Linked DNA regions of Homo sapiens: region 2 is linked to region 1. The links are chromatin contacts, found by Hi-C or POLR2A ChIA-PET in ENCODE. All regions are on one chromosome and are shown on one strand. Each heading gives the region's core, a stretch centred on a gene start or an enhancer-like site at or near the end of the contact. The rest is flanking DNA. Distances are from core to core; before and after follow the strand shown.

What was found. Hi-C counts contacts between places; a loop is a spot of excess contacts on that map. ChIA-PET counts read pairs that join two places held with the same protein, here RNA polymerase II (POLR2A). Pooled maps may share reads with other maps.
Region 2: a map of CD8-positive, alpha-beta T cell shows a loop between it and region 1 (12-fold over the local background). The contact joins the promoter of RTN4 here to the promoter of ACYP2 in region 1. A Hi-C loop is called at or near these places in 5 of 168 maps with a recorded cell type or tissue (B cell, CD4-positive, alpha-beta memory T cell, CD8-positive, alpha-beta T cell and 1 more), 7 of 37 single-sample maps with no recorded cell type and 25 of 50 pooled maps. POLR2A ChIA-PET finds 5 or more read pairs at or near these places in 3 of 52 experiments (PC-3, activated T-cell and naive thymus-derived CD8-positive, alpha-beta T cell).

What each region holds. Positions count from the first base shown.
Region 1 is chr2:54,113,818-54,118,613 of GRCh38, forward strand. ACYP2 (acylphosphatase 2) reads left to right here and starts at 1,798. Exons shown (of 4, transcript NM_138448.4): 1 at 1,798-1,939. The coding sequence starts at 1,882. RefSeq lists silencers at 1,627-1,696, 2,187-2,246.
Region 2 is chr2:55,047,116-55,052,147 of GRCh38, forward strand. It overlaps RTN4 (reticulon 4), which reads right to left and starts at 3,336. Exons shown (of 9, transcript NM_020532.5): 1 at 2,630-3,336. The coding sequence starts at 3,185. RefSeq lists enhancers at 2,342-3,154, 3,117-3,166 and silencers at 2,657-2,776, 2,917-2,976.

The DNA of each region.
Region 1 (4,796 bases), core at 548-3,047:
TTAAATGCAGGATTTGCATAAGCAGGTAGTGGAGGCTGAAGACCTTAGGTTCTATTTTGAACGTATTAAGAAGAATGATTTAAAATTTATGTTGATTCTAGAGTCTGCATGGAATGAACTGGGAGATGGAAGAGTTAAGTTACGAGGTCTCTGCAATAAACTAAGACCTTCACTACATAAATTAACTGCACTAGCATTTCCAGAATATATTTTACTTTAAAAATGATTTAACCATATTCTAACCAAGTTTTGGATGATTTTTGGTGTTCTCTAATAGAATTGGCACAGTATATTGAATCAGATTGCAGTGGATTATTTTAACTGTGTGGCCAGATGCAGAGAAATATGCCAAGGTATTGAGGCCAACAAATAGAGAAATGCAAATTCTCACAAGTAAACAGATTTGGAATTCTAGAAGGTGGCAGATTATCAATAGCTGTATCCAGATCCTTTGGAGTGGTGGATGGTTTTATATTAAAACTTGGTAATAGCTCACCAGGAAATAAAATTCAGCCTTAACCTTCTAGGCAATTGGGATGTTGCTGAGAATAATCAAGACAATCAAAAAAAAAAAAAAAAAAAAAGGTCGGGTGTGGTGGCTCACACCTGTAATCCCAGCACTTTGGGAGGCCGAGGCAGGTGGATCACCTGAGGTCAGGAGTTTGAGACTAGCCTGGACAACATGGTGAAACCCCGTCTCCACTAAAAATACAAAAATTAGCTGGGTGAGGTGGCGCATGCCTGTAATCCCAGCTACTTGGAAGGCTGAGGCAGGACAATTTCTTGAACCTGGGAGGTGGAGGCTGCTGTGAGCTGAGATTGCACTACTGCACTCCAGTCTGGGAGACAAGAGCGAAACTCCGTCTCAAAACAACAGCAACAAACCCACACCAAAAAAACTGTATGAACAGCAGACAAGATGACTACAGTGTTTTTCTTTTGTCTGTTTCCACTAGCATAAAAGACTTCATATTTTTAAAAAGTTTCTTATCCCAGAAAATATCACAATCCGTTTAGAATACGAGTTCAGGCTCAATTCCTTCCTGACTGTACAGAAGAGCTCAAGATGTTGCAGACCTTATCTTAAAAGCTGGCTTGGTAGTCACCTAAACATTTCATAAATAATTTACTAACTCTCAAAACACTAAACACGCAGGCCCTTGATTTCAAAAGCCAATCTTGCTGGGATGGAGTGGGGTGGGGGACCTGGGATGGGGGATGAAAGGGGTTGGAAATGGGGAGATATTGGTCAAAGGGTACAAAGTTTCAGTTAGTGTGAATAATAAGTTCTGAAGATCTGTTGTCTAACATGGTGACTGCGATAAATGTATTGTGTCCTTAAAAATTGATGAGAGTAGATCTTAAATGTTCTCTTCATTAAAAAATGGTGCAATGGATACGTTAATTTCATTGATGTAATCATTTCACAATGCATACATATGTCAAAACATCACCTTGTACACCACAAATATACCCAACTTTTATTTGTCAATTACACTTTAATAAAGCTGGGGGAAGCCACTCTTTTTTTGGGCACAGCATCCGGCTTTTATTTACTAACTTTGAGAACAGAGTACCTTGATCAATTAAATGGTAGGGAGCGCTGTGGAGACAGCATCCTCCCCAGTCCGGGAAGAGAGGCCTAGGATGCCTGGGGCCCAGCGGCCTCTTCCCTCCTGGCGTCCCCGGCTGCCCTCGCTCCCAGGCCCCGCAGTCTCATTTGCCGCTTCCGACGCGTGACCCCGGCGCGCTAGCGTCCGGGACCGGTGACAGGCGCGGGGTGCGCCAAGCAGTCCCATGTGTCCCCTCCCTCTCGCAGCCGCCGCAGTCGCTGCGCCCCGAGCCCCTCTCCGGCTCCTCAACAGAGGGCTCGCCGCCGCCATGTCTACCGCCCAGTCACTCAAATCCGTGGACTACGAGGTGTTCGGAAGAGTGCAGGGTAGGAGGCCCCTCTACGGTGGGAGATCAAAAAGGTTATGGGAGGAAGGGGAGAAAGCTGTGAGAAGCGCCTCCCACCTAAAGTATGCCTTTTCCCGTTGTGGCTGGGACTTCCGCTCCGCCATGACACAGCAGCGGCGGCGGGGAGGGAGGCGAAACGCGCATGCGCCCGAGGACTTGGACGGGCGGAAGTACGGGAATGGGGAGGGAAGTGGGGGAGCGGGAGAGGAGGGGTCAGGGGACTGCTGAGGACCAGAAGTGGGCGGCTGCTGGGTGCGGGAGTAAGCGGCACGGGGGAATGTTGAAGTTGGGTAGGAAAAGAAGAGGGTCTTTTAACTAGTGGTCTCGTTGCTTGCCACTGAAGCTACCTGGGCTTGACTTGAGTTTTAGGAAGGACACTTAGATGGTTTAAGGTTAATTTTTCAGAGGTCAAACCTTTTTTTAGACCTCTTTGTAGCTCTTAAAAGAATGAAATTGTTATCTAATTTTTGTTTCATCCTAAGTTTAAGTAGTTGCCAAGTTTGTAATGTCTGGCTTGTTGAAAATATTGATATTTATAAATGAAAATATTAAGTCACTCTGAGATTTATGCAATGGAATATAAATAGGGTAGTGATTTAACATCCACCATCTTCATTTAAAATAAAACTCTTCAACAATGGGAAATTTTACTCATTTCTTTTCCTCTTTGAATTTGATTTTCATTTCACTTTTCCCACCGAATTACCCCATTGTTTTGCTTGAGGGTTTTTTTTTTTTTTTTGCTCACCCTATCATACTTTTCTGCAATATGTATATGTACATATATGCACATGTATGAATAAGTGTAATGCTTTTTCTTAATTTCCTTTGACAATAAGGCTCTCTTAGAAACAAATGCTGGTTCTTTGGTGCCAAAAAGAAGAACTAGCGCTCAAAGAATTTTCTCAGCAAGGCAATTTTACCTCTATAGAAGGGTGCGACTCGCGGATGAAGCAATGGCAACGGCACACCTGAACAGGGGAGGGGAAGGGGTTCTTATTCCTGATGCAGGTAGCCTCTACTGCTGTGTCTTTCCCCTACTGGCTAGGGTTGGACCGCACAGTCTAAGCTAATTCCGACTGGCTATTTTAAAGAGCAGGCGTACGAGCTCAAGTGGCGGGGTGAATAATTTGGCAGGAAGGGTGGTTACAGAACAGGTGACTCAGGATGATTCAGGTCAGAGCAGGTGACCAGGGGTGACTCAGGATGGAGCAGGTGACCAGAGGAATAGAGGTGAACTACTGATTAGAACTGGTGGAAAAGGTTGTTTACTGAAACTAGAGGCGAGGAGAACGAGGAAGCTAGACTTTAGAGCGCAAAGAACCGAGCATACTGACATACTGATTCTTTGAAGAGAAATTTAGAACTCATTGTATTCAACAGCTCCAAGTATTAAATTTTTTGTCTGGATGGAGTTATTATTGAAATTATTATTAGAACACTAGATGAAAATATAAAAAGTATGATAAACATTATTAAAATTTAAAGGTAAATTTGTGTTAGAAGTTTATTTTTTTAATTTTATTTTTTTAAGAGATGGAGTCTTGCTCTGTCACCCAGACTGGAGCAAGTGCAATGGCACAATCATAGCTCACTGCAGCCTGGAACTCCTGGGCTCAAGTGATCTTCTGCCTCAGCCTTCTAAGCAGCTGGGACTACAGGCTCATGCCACCATGCATGACTAATTTTTAAAATTTTTTTGTAGAGAAAGGGTCTCTGTTGCCCAGGCAAGTCTCGAAATCCTGGCTTCAAGGGATCCTCCTGCACTTCGCCTCCCAAAGTGATGGGATTACAGGCGTGAGCCACTGCACTCAGCCAGAAATTTATTAATGAGAAGACTGGGGGTGTTTATGGAACCTCGGTTGGTGGAAGAGTTGAATTATCCTTGTATTTGGTACTCTAGAGGTTTTTACACTTTGGTGCAGTGTACCAGGGTAAGATTAAGAATGGGTAAAAGTGTGCCTTTTGTAAAGAGATCTTTTTTTAATTTAATTTTATTTTTATTTCCTATAGGTCTTTGGAGAACAGGTGGTGTTTGATTACATGAATAAGTTCATTACTGGTGATTTCTGAGATTTTGGTGCATCCATCACCCAAGCAGTTTACACTGTACCCAATGTGTAGCCTTTTGTCCCTCACCCCGTCCTACCCTTTCCCCCCTGACTCCCCAGAATCCATTGTATCATTCTTTTATGCCTTTGCATCCTTATAGCTTAGCTCCCACTTAGAAGTGAGAACATAGAATGTTTAGTTTTCCATTCATGAGTTACTTCACTTAGGATAACAGGAGACCTTTCTTTCAAAGGATGATTGTGCAAAGGGAGGTAGGAAAGGAGTCTCAGGTCAGTTTTAGGAAGGAATATATGTGGAAGTTGAAGATCTGGAAATTGATTCCCTGAACATTATGCATGGATCTGTACTCTTTAGAAAGTCTTTGAGTGAACCCAGCGGTATGTTATCCTGCTTTGAAAACTGCCACAATAAGTCACCAAAACACGTAATGTAAAATACGAAAGTGGTGGCAAAGATCACCTGACAGAATGGTCCACTAGAGACAAATGGCAGTAGTGAAGGAGTCTGTGTGTGTGTGTGAATGTGTGACATTTATTATGGGTGTTCTTTGTGCTGAGCATTTCACTGTTGTTTACTTAATCATCACAATTTTGTGAGATGCATGTCTTATTCCTGTTTTAACAAGGACAAAACAGGTGCACAGAGATTCAGTAACTTGGACAAGCCCTTAGTTGACAAATGGGATTTGATTCTACATCTCTCTGACTTTAAAAGTTGTGCTTTCCCATTATAAGATGTTATCTGCTATTACATTATATATTTCT
Region 2 (5,032 bases), core at 2,086-4,585, 930 kb after region 1:
CAGGAGTTCAAGACCACCAGCCTGGCCAACATGGTAAAATCCCGTCTCTACTAAAAATACAAAAATTAGCCAGGCGTGGTGGCAGGCGCCTGTAATCCCAGCTACTCGGGAGGCTGAGGCAGGAGAATCACTTGAACCTGGGAGGCGGAGGTTGCAGTGAGCCAAGATTGCGTCATTGCACTCCAGCCTGGTGACAAGGGGGAGACTATCTCAAAAAAAAAAAAAAAAAATTCCTGTTTAAAAATATATTTCATATTTTTCTCTTACCTCAGTTTCCCTCAAGTATGTCTTTTTCATAAAGAAAAAGGAAAAGATTGAGTTACTCCTCATCTTCTAAGACCTTTAATATGGCAATTAGTGTTTTGAGTAGTATGGGGGTGAGGAGTCCGTCAACATCAAAATATTACTAAAAAGCATCGCAATTGGCTTATTTTCCCCCATTATGGAGAAGTGAATTGAGAAAAAAAAAAATCAGACTGATTTTCTTTTAAGAAATGAATCACCTCTAACATCCTACAAGGCTATGAAGATTTCCAAGCAGGCAGTTACACTACTTGATTCTTGACCTTTTATACATAAAGGTCCTACTGCTAGTGGGACACTTTCTGTCCCCGAAGTAGCAAGTACTTATGAATGTATCTAATATTATGCATTCTCAATCTCTAACAAACGTGATTTTTTTCGCTTCCAAAATAATTTCCCAAGATGAAAACGGCAATAAAACAACGTGACTAATAATAACATACAATCAGGAACTTAGGTGAATGAAAGAACTTGAAAACTATTTTACAGACCATACATAGTCATGCCTCGCTGAACAGGGGGAACAGGATCTGAGAAATGTATTGTTAGGCAATTCTGTCGTTGTGCAAACCTCACAGTATACTTACAGAAACCTAGATGGTAGAGCCTACTACATACCTATATGTAGGCTATATGGTATAATCAATTGCTCCTAGGCTACTAACCTATACAGGATGTTACTGTAGGCAACTGTAACACAATGGTATTTGTGTAGTGTTTATCTAAACATACCTAAAATAACACTGTACAAAGGATTAAAAGATGGCACACGTGTGCAGGGCACTGGCCATGAACAGAGCTTGCCAGCCTGGAAGCTGCTGTGGACGTGAGTAGTGAGTGAATGTGAAGGCCTAGGACATTACCATGTACTACTGTACAACTTACAGACACTCTACGGTTAGGCTACACTAAATTTATCTTTAGATATATTTTTTCAATAATAAATCAACCTTAGCTTACTGTATCTTTTCTATTTTATAAACTTTTTGGCTCTTTTGTAATAACGTTTAACTTAAAACACAAACACATTTTAAAGCTATAGAAAAGAAATTTTATATTCTTATTCTATAAGCTTTTTTCTATTTTTTTTTTAACTTTTGTTAAAAACTAAGATACAAACGCATTACCCTAGGCCTACACAGGGTCAAGATCAAGACGTCGCTAGGCGGCAGGAATTTTTCAGCTCCATTACAACCTTATGGAGCCACCGTTGCAAATGCGGTCTGTCCTTGACCTAAACGTCGTTATGAGGCACGTGACCGTATTTTGATTCTGTAACCTAAAACATATCCTTCTGAAAAACAGTATTTCTAACCAATATATATGAAAATGTCTGTCTCAAAACATTTCTCTGTGTCTCATGGTAAATCTGCCACGAGTTCAATTAGCCAATTCCTGGCAAGGAATCCACAGGTTTTCCCTTCTTTAGGAATGTCAACCATTTTGCCTTTTATTTTTTTCTGTAAGATTCAATTATGATGCACTAAGAGGCTGGGCCAAGTCCACACTAACAGCAATTCCTCCGACCCTGCAGCTGAAACCCCGGCAGAACTACGCCCCCTCGAACACAATGCCTAGATCCCCTTTCCCTGGCTCGGTTTAGCTGGTGGGGAGCAGTCCACATCACACCCCGGGGAGCTGGGCGGTGGCAGGACTTTACCAGAACTCTCTCCTTCCCATTTCTCCACGCACCACACCACTGGAGGCGCTCTCCCTTCACTGCGGTTGGGTCAATGTGGACGTTTTCCACTCGGCCAGCTCCCCACGAGCACAGGAGGAGGGGGAGGGGAAGCGCAAAGGGGCCACCCACGCCAGCCAGGAGGTGAGGAGGGAGCCCGGGGCAGAATGCAGGCCAACAGACCCGCAGCAAAACTGCACCTTTTCCAAAGGAGCAACCCAGACGGGTAGACAAAAGCACCTCCTAAAAATATCTGGGTGCCAAGGCCTTTCCTTCCTCACCTCGAAGCCCAACCAACCCGATAAATCCACAACCCTGGCTCTCGGGTATATACCCGGCTCCTACTACGGGTGGGTGCCTAACTTCCGAGAATCCGTACGCTGGGCATCACACAGGGTGAAAGTGGGAGCCGGGAGCGGTGCACGTGTTCCCCGAAACCAAGACGGACAATAAGAACAAACCCGGGCTCCAAGGGCCGCCCCACCCTTCTCCCCGCGCTTCCAACCAGACGGGGCGCCATCGCCCCGAAGTCCGCAGACAAAGCGCCCTCGGGGCGGAGAGGAGGGACCAGCCCAAAGCATCTGGGGCTGCACACAAAAGAGGGAGGGGCGCGAGGGGCGGCGCGAAGCGAGAGGTCGCGGCACTCACCCACTGAGCCCGAGGAGCCCCTGCGCTTGGGCGCGGCCGGGGTGGAGGGGGGCGCGGCGGGAGCCGGGGCTGGCGGGGTCCACACGGGCTCTGCCTGGGGGCTCACGCTGGCCGGGGGAGGAGGGGGAGGCCGGGCCGGAGGCTCGTCGTCCTCAGGGAGCTTGGAGGGCGAGACTGCGGCAGCAGACAGCGGGGATGGCGCGGGCACGGTCGACGACACCGGGCTCGGGTCCCAAGACGGCTGCCGCTCCGGGGCGACGGGGGGAGCGGCCGGCAGGGGTCCCCGGGGCGCCGGCGGCACGAAGTCATTTCCGAAGTCCATCAGGGGCGCGCCGGCGGCAGGGGCGGTGGGCACTGGGGCCGCGGACAGCCCGGCGGCGGGCTTCCTCTCCAGCACCTCCAGCTCCTCCAGGTCTTCGTCCTCGTCCTCCTCTTCCTCCTCCTCTTCTTCCTCCTCGTCCTCGGGCTCCCTCACGAACTGGTACTTGAACGCGGGCTGCGGCCGGGGTGGGCTGTCCGAGGACGAGACCAGAGGAGACTGGTCCAGGTCTTCCATGGCTGGAGGGTGGAGATGATGCTGCAGCTGCTGCCGCCGCCGCCGGGGCCGCGTCTCAGAGCCGCGGGCGGTTGTGGGGGTTGGGGAGGACTGAGAGGGGCTGGGCCGACTGAGCCGAGGGACCTACTGTGGTGACGGCTCCCGGAACAATGAGACTGCTCCTCCTGCCTCCGCGCCGGTGATGCGCCACCCGCCCTGTCCCCACTTGCCGCCGCCGCCCAGATGAGCTAGGAGTGAGGCCAGCGGACTCTCCGCCCAGTTTGGCGTGACTCACCCTCCCCAGGGGAGGGCAGGGACTGGCGCGGGAGGGAGAGAGCCAATCGGCTACAGGATCGAGAAGATAGGCGACCAGCCGGGCCAACAGAAAGGGAAGGAGATGAAAGTGGGTGGGGACTACGGCACTTCCTCTCTCTTACCGGCTGGGATTGCGTTCAATGGGCGGGGCTGAGAGCTGGGAGCTCCACCCCCACTTTGGGTAACCGTGAGTTGGGGTGGGGTCTTGGCCTTGCCCGCAGCTGGCGTCCGTATGTCGTTAGAGCACTGGGAAAGGGGGCGGGCTGCTGGCTGGGAGGGGTCGGCGCGGTTTCTGGCGCGCCACCGGAAGGGCGTTATCCTGGGGGAACTGAGAGTGGAAACTTTCCTCCCGGGAAAGGAAGAAACCCGACTGGAGAAAGGTATTAGCGGGACTGGGAAGTGGGCCCTAAGGATTTTTAAAGATTTTTGAAATAAAAGATTATTTGTTCACTCAAAGTTCCAAACTACATCACTACTACTACCACCCTAAAATAAGAAAAAAATTGTTTTTTGACAGTTAGGCTCACTCAGTCTAAACCGCAGCCCCCGAAATTGGGAGGAAAACAGCTGTGCTGAATTAACTAGGGATCTGGGGCCGACCATTTGAAAGTCTGCTCTTCTTCCAAAGAGAGTTTGGGGCCTTGCCTGCTGGACTCTTACATGGTAAGAGAGTGAGTCACCCAAAGAGAGAGGCAGCGGGGAGACAGGAAAGTGGAAATACAAAGATGCCTTGGAAAGCTAATTTGGTTCACGTTACATTTCAGTCACCTTAGGTTCATGAGTCAACATTTCGGATGATTCAGGCTTTCTGGGAGTCAGGAAGCCCCATAGTCATTGGTTTGATATGCAGGAATAAGCATGATCCCCATTCCACTTTTTATGAGGCTGGAGAGTTTAAAGAGAGTAGTTGCAGAACATCTTTGTAAGAATCAGGATCCTTTTATCTTTCTGATTTACCTTTCAAAAATATTCACTGCATGCCTACTCTGGAGGCCCTGGAGAGAAGAGGATAACCTGCTTTCAAGTTGCTCAAAGTCTAAATCTGTGCTGTACCTGACAGGTACTGGCTACTTGTGGCTACTGATTGAACACTCGGAATGTATGTAGCTAGGCTGAAATTAGATGTGCTGTAAGTGTAAAATGCGCACTGGATTTCAAGAATTAGTACCTCCGAAATGTAAAATATCTCAGCTTTCCTGTTGACTGAATGTTGAAATTGATATTTTGGATATATTGGGATAAGTATAATATTATTAAATTAATTTTACTTGTTCCTTTTAAAGCAGCTTCTAGAGTTTTTTAAATACATAATGGCTCACATTATATTTCTTTTGGACAGTGCTAGTCTAGATTAATAATTAAGAAAGTTTGATTGCCATGGGGAATCACTGGCAAATTCTTAGCTCCAACTAATTTATATTACTGTGGCTTAATTTGGGTATTAAAAAAGAAAAGTAAGAGTTGGAGGGAGGGATAAATAGGTGGAACACAGAAGATTTTGGGGGCAGTGAAACTGTTCTGTATTATCCTGTAATGGTGGATACATAACATTA